Regions from separate parts of the Mus musculus genome. Here region 2 is linked to region 1. Evidence: chromatin loops called from intact Hi-C (ENCODE). Cell type or tissue: left cerebral cortex. All regions are shown on one strand. Links, peaks and the distances in the headings refer to the core of each region. The heading gives the core; the rest is flanking DNA.

What was found. Peaks named below come from ENCODE experiments on the same cell type or tissue, not always from the same donor. Only the 100,000 strongest peaks of a DNase experiment are listed, where the experiment ranks them.
Region 2: a loop joins it to region 1, with 3 times the contacts of the local background. A loop is called at or near these places in 5 of 42 quality-filtered maps.

Annotation. Positions count from the first base shown.
Region 1 is chr7:123,120,837-123,126,218 of GRCm38, reverse strand. It overlaps Tnrc6a (trinucleotide repeat containing 6a), which reads right to left and starts at 2,334. Exons shown (of 24, transcript NM_144925.3): 1 at 1,887-2,334; 2 at 1,504-1,551. The coding sequence starts at 1,891. In left cerebral cortex, for the core only: no CTCF peak of the experiment used is centred there; DNase peaks (open chromatin) are centred at 1,132, 2,131 and 2,291; H3K4me3 peaks cover 2,569 bases; H3K27ac peaks cover 1,676 bases.
Region 2 is chr7:123,064,667-123,070,048 of GRCm38, reverse strand. It overlaps a transcript of Tnrc6a not described here. Among named protein-coding and RNA genes, the nearest start is that of Gm39084, 31 kb to the left of the region's middle. In left cerebral cortex, for the core only: CTCF peaks have their summits at 2,446 (motif pointing right) and 3,950; DNase peaks (open chromatin) are centred at 621, 1,151 and 3,905.

The DNA of each region.
Region 1 (5,382 bases), core at 147-5,146:
AGAAGAGATTCCAAGTTCTGTCCAATCATAATGAAGTGGAAAATCATGCTTGTGTTACAATGTTTACCTAAATTCTAGGTACCCTCACAGAAAAATTGAAAGGAGAAAAAGATCCAAAACCTATACTATTACTAAAAATTACATCTCAATAATTCAATCTATTTCGTTCGGTTCTGTATCTTATTCTTTCTTTCCTGCTTTTCACAATATAACTTGTTTAAACATCCAGCTGACATTTAGCCACTGGTATCAGCTCTTAAGGTCCCTTTAAATGATTCCATAATTATTTAGAGTTCCAGAAAAACCCCTTAATGGGTAAGCCAATACTGTTTCTTTGCCAAGAGAACAGATTCTGTAACAGTCACCCCAACAGATTAACATTTATAAAATCAAAAAGCCAGAAATTTGGAACAATTAATTCTACATGGTGAAAAATACTTGTGCAATTACAAGTGTGCTAATAACCCCAACATAAGCCTAGAACTTCCAGTAAACAAACGTAAGCCATATTAAGACCTAAAACAAATGGAAGTTGTTTTTACTGTATTAATCTGTAAGTTTCTGAGTGTCTAAATATGATGCAAAAACAAATAGGTAAAGGAAAAGTCTGTTTAAACGTGGATCTGAAAACGGGTCAAGTATAGTACAATTCTCTGATAATTTAGAAATTACAGCTCAATAGAACTAAACGTTTTCCAGAAATGCATTACTTCGGGGTAGGAGACAAAAAAACAAACAAACAAACAAAACCTAACCAAACAAACAAACAAAAAAAAACCCCACTTCTCTTTTGAGGTAGTATTTGATGCTTACCAGTTACCAGTGCAAAAGCACTCAGACCCAGCAGAAGTGATAATCACTTACTGGTAACAATTTTTAATTACTTTCCCAACTGATAAAAAGAGCACACACTGAACACAGACTAAAATGTAGTTTCAAAGGAAAACAAAACGCAGTTTATGCTTCATGAAGTTCAAGGACAAAACTGTTTCCAATGCAACAGAATCCGCCTGACTACAATGTGCAGAGACAGAGAGGAAAAAATGTGAACACATAGTATCTTTTTATAAAGGCAACAATTTAGCTACAAAGTAATAACGGGGAAGCCAAAACAGTTTGACAGCCCGCCATAAGGGCCGCCTCAATCATGAGTCACACAATGCCTGCAACCATTTACAATAGTAATTAATGCACAAGTCCCCTAATTAAATTCTAAAAGGGTGAGAATGCTTTAACTAAGTTTACAAGAACTGCCTTTTGCTTTTCTTTTTAAGAACGAACACACTCGTAATTACGCGTCTCCCTGCAATGCCCCCCCCATGCAATATTCCCTGAGGCCGTTTCTCCCGAATGTCTGTTCCGTGAGTGCGAAAGCAAATGACACGGGGTTGGGGGGTGGGGGTGGAGGTTGGGGGGGGGGGGTCCGTAAACCCAGGAAGAGCGAAGCAGAGTGGAAACACACGATTATAAAGGGGCGGGAGACCGAAGGCTCGCCCATCTTACCTGCTAAGATTTCTCTCTACGTCTTTGGTAGCTTTAGCTTCCAATTCTCTGAAATAGCAAACAAAAACAAACACAAAAAAAAAAAAAAAACGGGGGGAGGGGATGCGCGTGAAAACGGAGCTGCTGCGGCAGAGCGCCCGCGCGGTGGGGGAGGGGCGGGGCTGCGGGCTGCAGCGCTGCGGGCCGCCGAGCCCAGGGCGACCGAGCCCAGAGCCGTAGCCCGCGCCGGACCAAGCTTCCCGGACCGCCCGGGACTCCCGCCCACGCCCGCGTCCCCCCGGGGACTGCCCCGCGCCGCCGCCCATCAGCCCGAGGGGGTCCTGCGGCAGCGCCGGAGGCTGGCTCCTGGCCCCCCGAGCGAGCCTCCCCTCCGGTCCGCTCACCTCATGTGTGTAAAGTGCACTAGCGCGTGAGGCGCGGGGAACGAGGCTCGCGAGCCTCAAGCCCTCCGCAGCGCCGCGGGGACAGGCCCGAGCCGCTGCACCAGCGCCATTTTCTACACCGTCCCGCTGCCGCCGCCGCCGCCGCCGCCACCGCTGCCGCCGCAGGCCCCAGACCGGAAGTGAATGCCCCACTCGCAACCCCTTCCGGGGGCGCCGTGGCCCGGGAGCCCCAAGATGGAGGTCCTAGCAACTAGGCCTGCCGGACGAGGCAGCCACTTGACAACTGTCTGACGCGTCCAGGACTTCGCCGGAGCTGTCGGGGAACTCCGAGGTTCCCCACGAGCGGCTCTGGGGCCTGGCAAGAGCGGAGCGCGGCCTTTTTCGCCGAGGCTGGCTCGGGCTTGCCTCGGACCATCCCCTCCTCCTTCTTTACTGCGACACAAGTTTCCTTCCCCTCGGCCCGGCCCCTCCCTTACAGAAACACGCCTTTAAAAAAAAAAAAAAAAAAAAAATCCAGCAAACCGCAAATTCCACCCCTGCCGCTGCCAGACTAGCCCGCGCCGTTTTTTAAATTCACCCACATCTAATTACTTTTGACCTTCAGCCACATTTATTTAACCTCTCGATTTGTGCCTCTTCCCAGGTGAAGAATGCATCCCAGAAGTTTCATTTTTTTTATTTTTGTGCCTCAAATTTTTACACACCCTTGACTCAGCAATTCCACTTGCACGAATTTCTCTGCTCAAGAAATAACCATTTGGGTATCACTTTTAAGTACTTCACAATCAAGATATTAACTCAAATGCACAGGAAAGGTTGAATAACTGTAGCCAGCTACGACATCTAATGCTATGAGGTGGCATTAAACGCAGCTACTTGCAATACCTGGGGTCTTGGTTACAATAAAAGAATGGAAACGCAGATGCCATACTAGTTCTCAGAAAGACATGTGAACACCCAAAAATTCTTACATGTGAACACTGTAAGATACATGTCTGTAGGTAAAGTATGTAAGTCTACATGTAGATAAAATAAGATACAGTAATATAATACATGAAGATACAATTATTACAATTATTTTCTTAAATTACAATATAGACACATACCTGATTGTAAATACAATAAGATACATACCCAAAGGGGGATGCTGCAATATAATGCATTAAGATATTATAATGCACATAGGTACATACATATTCGGTGCATATAATGCTAGTAATCTGCACATTTCTCCTCTACTTAAAATCTACTCCCTTTTACTTTCTCAGAAAACTCGCTCTGCAGACAACCTTCTTTTGCCCTTTTCTATTCTAAGTCCTTTAACTGGTTTAAACCTGCTCCAGTCTCTCCCATGAAACAAGCTCTGTGATTGTCTGCTTCTGCTCTAGGAGAAATGTGTGTTGTAGTTAGCTAATGAGTGGATGAATGCCCAGAAAGGAACTAGCCAGCATGTTAACGTCTGTTTTGCATTTTTCTTCTTTTGGTGTTCTTAATTTTATGAACACCCTATAAACATTTTTTGGAAAAAAATTACAAATTGCAAAATGAAGAATAACAAATAAATGCTAGTAATTTTTACATTTTAATTTATTTGAGATGGGGGTCTTACTCTATATCCTTGGCTAGCCTATGTAGGCCAGACTGGACTCAAACTCAGAAATCTGCCTATCTCTCTCTCCTGAGTTCTAGTGATCTATAACACACACACACACACACACACACACACACACACACACACACACAGGATCAACTTTGGTTAGGTTCTTTGTTAAACTGATACAAGATGGAGTCATCTGAGAAAATGCCCCCATCAAATTGCTGTAGGCAACTCTATAGGCATTTTCTTGATTAATAGTTGATATGGAAGCTCTTTAGAGGCCATCCCAGGTTGTATGAGAAAGCATGCTACAAGCCATGGGGAGCAAGCCAGTAAGCAGCACACTCCTCTATGTCTCTGCTTTAGTTTCTGCCTCTAGGTTCTTGCCTTGAGTTCCTGCTCTGATTTTCCTATATGATGAACTATGAACTGTAAGCTGATAAACCCTCTCCTCCCCAATTTGCTTGTCAGTATGGTGTTCATCACAGTGATAGAAGGCAAATTAAGACAGAATCTTTCCTATAATGTTTTGCCTTTGTTTCTGCCCAATTCCTGTGATTACCTCAACACCCATCTTCTCTACTCTATATTCCTTGCCTTACCAAGGTTAAGTGATTAGACTAATTCACAAATTATAATTTTGGAAGGTAATGATTACTTTTTCCTCTATCAAAACCACAACTGAGGCTGTAAAAAAGAGCTCAGTAGTCAGAAGAGCACTGGCCGCTCTTCCAGAGAATCTAAGTTCAGTTCCCAACACCCACATGGTGGTTTACAACTGTCTATAACTCAAGTTCCAGGATACCCAATGTCTTCTGGCCTCCTCAGCACCTGGCACGTATATGATATATATATATACACTGGCAAAACACTCATACACGTAAATAATTTTTTGCAATGCTGAGTATAGCAAAAATGTCTGCTAAGTAAACACTATACCACTGACCGATATCCCCATCCTTTATCTTTAAACTTTAGAAAGTCTACACATTAATAAATAGAAAGAACTTGGACACATGAACACGTAGATACTTTACTGGAAAGAGTGTATTTACTTCATCTAATTAGGATTTCTCCAGTGCGTAGTGAATGTTATCCCAAACTATTCTAAGTACCTTATACAAAGATTAATTAGACACTAATTGTTGTCTTTGTACCTCCCACTGAGGTAGGAGTATTACACACCCCCTGTGCCAACAGGTGTGATTAATTTTCCCAAAGTCATGTAAGCAATAAGTGATTAAGATTATATGTGTGTGTGTGGGTTTGTGCATCGATACAATCCATTGCCATCCCAAAATAGTGATCACTGATAATCGAATCCACTATATATAATCATTCTACCAAATATCATTTCAAATATATATGTATACACACACACTGTAAAGGAGAAAGTAACAATGCCATTCAGTGTGTAAATGCTCAGAAGACTACATTACATGTAGAGGTCTATGTCCCACACAGAGACTGGCATACCAGGGTCTAGTGAGTTACACCTCACACTAAACTAATCACGCTGCACACACCATTGCTCTAGAGCAGAGAACAGGGGAAGAATGACAAGGAAGTCTGTGGCCAGCCAGCACAGATGCAGTGTTGTCCTACAGGTTTTCTGCGTGCAGCTGATTGAAGCTGCAGAGACAGATCCCAGCTGTGTGCTTCATTAATGGACATCTCTGTGCTATCATCAAAGAGCCAAGGCGTGCACCCGAAGGAAGTCTGATACTACACTGATGAAATCATCAAGATGGGAGAGGGGAAAACATAGAAAGCATGTTGTAATGGAGCCAAAAGACCGCTGAGTAGTAACAGGACCAGTCCTTAAACTGTTCCAACTAGAGACCTAAAGGTTAGCTTTAAGGCAGGACGTTTCACTTTGGAAGTATCTTCTTAGGTTTT
Region 2 (5,382 bases), core at 57-5,056, 56 kb after region 1:
CACTTTCCTGGACAATATCTATTCGAAAGATATTTTTATTTATTTATTTGTGTATCCCTGTGTGTCTTCATGTGGGCTTGTATACCATGGCACACGCGTGGTGGTCAGGGGACAACTCGTGGGAATTGGTTCTCTCCTTCCCTCTTGCGGGTTCCAAGGACTGAACTCAGGTTGTCGGCCTTGGCAGCAAGCACCTTTACTCGCTGTGCCATTTCGTCAGCCCAATATCTATTTCTCCTATCTCTCCTTCAGTGCTTCAGTTATCTGTGAGTGTTACTATACTGGTCGTGTGTGTGTGTGTGTGTGTGTGTGTGTGTGTGTGTGTGTGTGTGTGTGAGTGTTATTCTGCACAGTGAAACAATACTCTGTCTAGAATGCTTTGTGTTCCTGTCCTCTTCCCTCCCCAGCTAAGGCTACTGCTCTGTTTCTTTTACTTTGTATTCCGGTTATTTTAGGCATCCTTTGTCTCTTCTCTGTGCACCTCTGGTTTGCTTTGCATTAGGCAGGCCCGGAAGCACGACACAGCAAGCTTTGAAAGGATCTACTCTGCCAGGCTTTGTCTGTGCTGTTCCACTGGGTGGCATTTCGTCCTTCCTGAGGTCAACAGCCTCTGCCTGTCATTTGCAGCATGAATCATACTGTCCTTGTGCTGACAATGTTCTATTTTTAATAACCTGTCCATTTTTGCCTTATTCTCAGACACACACCCACAGTTCCTGACTGAGGATGTTGTGTTTTCAACCCAGCAAACACTTCTGAGAAGCTCTGAGTTCAGGGTGCTTTTCAATGGAGTTCATGATGATTCTCTGGCCTCTTCTAATTTAATTATCGTTCTTGACTAATTTATTTATTCAGTGTCAGGAGGGGTTAGGGTAATTTGGGGTTTGAATTCAGAATTAGATGCATCCATGCATGTCCTATAGGCTTCATTAGCCATTTCCCCGCCTCTAGCCCCAGCCCAAAGCAAGGCTGTGCTGGTTAGGCATTGTTCCCCAATTACCATTTATCCACACATACATTTAAGCCATGTAAAAAGAGAAGGCTGAAGGAAGAAAAGGAACAGAGGGTCTGAGCCTGCAAGAAGAACTGGGAACAACCGCTGTGCAGGCTGGGAAACGCTGAGCAGGAGGATGGATGCCAACGGTCCTGTGGCTGAAGCCTCTGCAACAGCAGCAGCCTGGGATGTGTTCTCTGGCCGCTAGCCAAGCTCCGGAGGCAAAAAGCTTCGTAAATTAGTTTTGATCACTGCCTGGCATTTCCCATTTTCAGCTTATAGAGAGGCCACCATGTAATTTGTATATCTTCTCCTTGAAGAATTACTTTTGACATTCGCATTAAATATTGTGCCATGTGATAACTTATTTAGCCACCTTATAATGTGTGCTGCAATTAATTCTATTTAATTGGGTTCTTTGTTTATCTTTCTGCTTCTGTCATGACTTCCCCTTCCTTAAGTTCTTTCTTCTTCTAAGTTAGTTTTAATTATGTGAGGACTACTTGAAGGCTCAACTTCTTATCAAACCCAGGTTGATCTGAGTTATCTTTCTCCCTCCAGGGAAGTACAGAGGTAGCCACCCCTGAGTGTGTGTATGTGTGTGTGTGTGTGTGTGCATGTGTGCACATGTGTGTGCATCAAGTGTTTGGGTCATTGTACACACGTGCATGTGTCCAGTGCAGAGGCCAGAGGTTGACCCCCAAGTTTGTTTTTTATTGTTGTGGTAAAAAACCATAACCAAAAGCAACTTGAAAAGGAAAGGTTTATTCAGCTTACATATCCCTGTGGCAGTACATTATCTGAGGGGAACCAAACTCTAGGGGCAGGACCCGAAGCAGAGACTATGAAAGAACCCTTTCTCACTGGCTTGGTCCTCATGGCTTGCTTACCCTGCTCCCTTACATCACTCAGGGCTACCCCAGGGGCCTTCCCACATTTCCCCCACATCGTCCCACATCTTGATTACATCAGTAATCAAGGAGATGCTCCACTGAGTCACCTACAGGCCAGTCTGATAGGAACTTTTTCTCATTTTCTCCCTCTTCTCAGATAACTCTAGCTGTGTCAAGTAGACAAAAACTAGCTAACTAATTAACTAACGAATGAGAATATTGACATCAGATGTCTTCCTGGCTCAACTGCACATCACTCAATTTATTTAGACAGGATCCTTCACTGAATGGAGAATTCATCAATTCAGTGTGGCAGCCTGGTCAGCAAATCCTGCTTGCTAAGATGACCGTCATTCATAGCCACACAGGCTTTTTAAGTTGGAGGATTGAACTTCTGACCTCACATCAATAGATCCAGGTATCCTGGCTGTGTCCTGTTTATCTACGTGTCTGCTACCTATTAATGACTTATCATTTGCTTTTTAGAAGGCTTATTTTTATTTTATATGTGTTTTGCCTACAATATATGTCTGTGTACCTTCTGTATGCAGTGCCCAAGAAGGCCAGAAGAGGGCATCAGTTCCCCTTAAACCAGAGTTATTGTGGCTGTAAGCCACCATGTGAGTGCTGGGAATGGAAGCCAGGTACTCTGGAAGAACAAACTGTGCTCTAAACCACCAAGCCATTTCTCCAGATCCCATCTAGCCTTCATCTTAAAAGTACAGTATTAAAAAAATTGTCACATGGTACAACTTGATTTTCCTCCATCCCCCTAGTAATATAATAATACATCTTTGATCTAGCTGTGTGTCTATTTTTAAATCTGGCCTAAAGGTCCTCAGAATAGATACATGGCGGACGTTACTATTGTTTGATTGCTTTGGCATCGTCAGGTGAGGTCAGGGCTATATGAGTTGCTCTGGTCAGTGGCTGCTGTCAAGGACATTGCAGGATATCCCTCCCACCAACCTCTCTGGGCACCTACTTAGACACTGAGCAGAGAACCGGTCCCCGTGTGGTTATCTCCGGGGACCAGAGCCTCCCTGGGCATAGAGTGGCCACACATTGCCCTTCAGCACTTCAAATATGAGTGTGGTGAGTCATTTTAGCTTTATTCAATTTTTTAAAATCTTAAATGCTAGGGTTGAGGGGAGGAACCCTTAGATTTTGTTTGTGGGGATGAAAATCAGCCCAGCCTCTATGGCCACCCCCACAGAGGAGCGTGAACAATGTTGAAAAGGCCAACAGATAGTTTCCTGTAGAATAAAAGAACGTATCAAAGTTAAATTAATTAAAGAGGTGAAACATCAGTACATTTTTAGCTGAACCGTGTCATTAAGATGCTGCTAATGGCCATTAGTGTTAATTAGCCACAGCTCGACAGAATGTAGAATCACCAGGGAGATGAGCCACTGGTCACCACTGTGGCGGGATCACCTTGATTACTGATAATGGGAAGCGCATCTTAGCTGTGGGTGGGGCCATTGCCGGGACAAGGGATCCTTTGCTGATGATAGGGTGACCTTATGCTTTGATCCCTAGTGTGGCTTTCATCACTGTCTTCTAACTGTGGACATAACTTGCCCAGCTGCCTTAACTTCCCATGGCCACGACTTCCACCCTGACGGACCACGAACTGTGAGCCGAAAGCACTCCTTTCTCCCTTAAATGGCTTTTTTTCCCCACCTGATTTTTGTTTCTTTTTTTGTTTTGTTTTGTTTTAAAATCACAGCAACAGAAAAGAAACCAAGACACCGCCCAGTTAAAGTTGGATATAGTCACTGTAAATGCCTTCCAAATTTATCAAGAAGCGCTGCCAACTCACAATTGTGGAAGGGATTGTTGTGATCTTTTACATTTGGCATTGAAGAGTTTTCGGCTAGCTATGAGAATTTTGTTCCTGCCATGCCAGATGGCGCTCCAGAAATGCAGACTCATCGGGATCTCCAAACCGGAGGAGAAGTGATGTTTCCCTCTATTGCTTCGTTCCACCGTATGAGACAGACTCAAAATATCTGCGCAGCGGGCGTTCAGGAGCAGACTCGCAAGTGTCATGGACAAGTTGCTAAAATGTCTCAGTGTTGTATGTACAGTGCAGTGAATCACCACCAGTGTGTGGAACCTGTGAAAGATTCAAGGCTGTGAACACGGGGAGGCTGGGGCTATGCCAACGTTTGTTGCCTAAATTGTGCATGACTTCACAAAGACTCACAAGACCGTCGGTCCCAATTCAAACAAAACTACGTGCTTTGCCAGGAACTTGGTAGTCAAAGACAGAAAGTGACGGTGATCTCTGTTTTGTTTTTTTCACCATTACATCATCATCACAGTGTATATGAAGATAAACCTGAAGTTCACAGGGAAAGAAAAACACACTTTTGCCCTATCTAGGAAGGAATTGGAATTTATATTATAATCTAACTTTTCATGATGCTAACCTGTAACTACGATTTTATGCACTTTCAAACACAGATCCAGGGCTGAAGAGATGGCTCAGTGGTTAAGAGCACTAGTTACTCTTCCTGATGACCCAGACTCCCAGAACCCACAGGCAGCTCATGATTGTCTGTAACAGGTCTGGGGATCCCATACCCTCTTTTTTCCTCCACAGACACCATACAGTCAGACATGAGGACAAAATGCCCATATACCTAAAATAGATAAATAAATCTTTTTAAAAATGAAGCTAAATACAAAATATTTTCAGTGGTAGTCACTAACACTATGTTAATTTCCTGCAAAAGCTACAAGAAAAATTTGAAGAATGTACTGCTGGTAGTTACACACTTTGAGTTATTTTTCAGTGTATATAGCTGCCTTTGCTCCCCAAACTCACAATTCAGAGACAGTGGCTTGACACCGTTTGGTCAAAAACAGTTTTAAAGCCACTGAAATGGACAAGCTTCTGATTCAATGCCAAACAATTGTGACAAAGATCGCTATGGAGGGAATGCATATTAGAGGATAAAAGTTCTGGGCTTTTTGTGGGACTCCTAACAATGGGAGCAGGAGCTGCCTCTGATGCTGTTGCCTGCCTTTGGGACCCTTTCCTCCTACTGGATTGCCTTGTCTAGCCTCAATAGGAGAGGAGGTACCTAGTCTTACTGCAACTTCATATGCCATGGCTGGTTGATATCCATGGGAGGCCTGACCTTTACTGAAGAGAAAGAGAAGAGTGGAAGTGGGGAGGGAGGACCTGGGAAGAGAAGAGGAAGGGGGAAACTATGGTGTGGATGTAAAATAAATAAATAATAAAATATTTTAAAAACAAAAGTAAAAGCTCACTGGGTATTTAAATCACCAATGGGAAGATGTGACCATACATCTAGAACAACGGGGGTGTGTGATACCTCTTCAACTGAGAATATAAGTGTAGATAATTCTACATCTACAGCAGGAGCAGAACACACCTATGTTAGATAATACATAATACATCTAATGGAAATTGAGCATCAAGAGTTGAACTGTGCTTTAAGAGCTAAAAAAAAAAAAAAA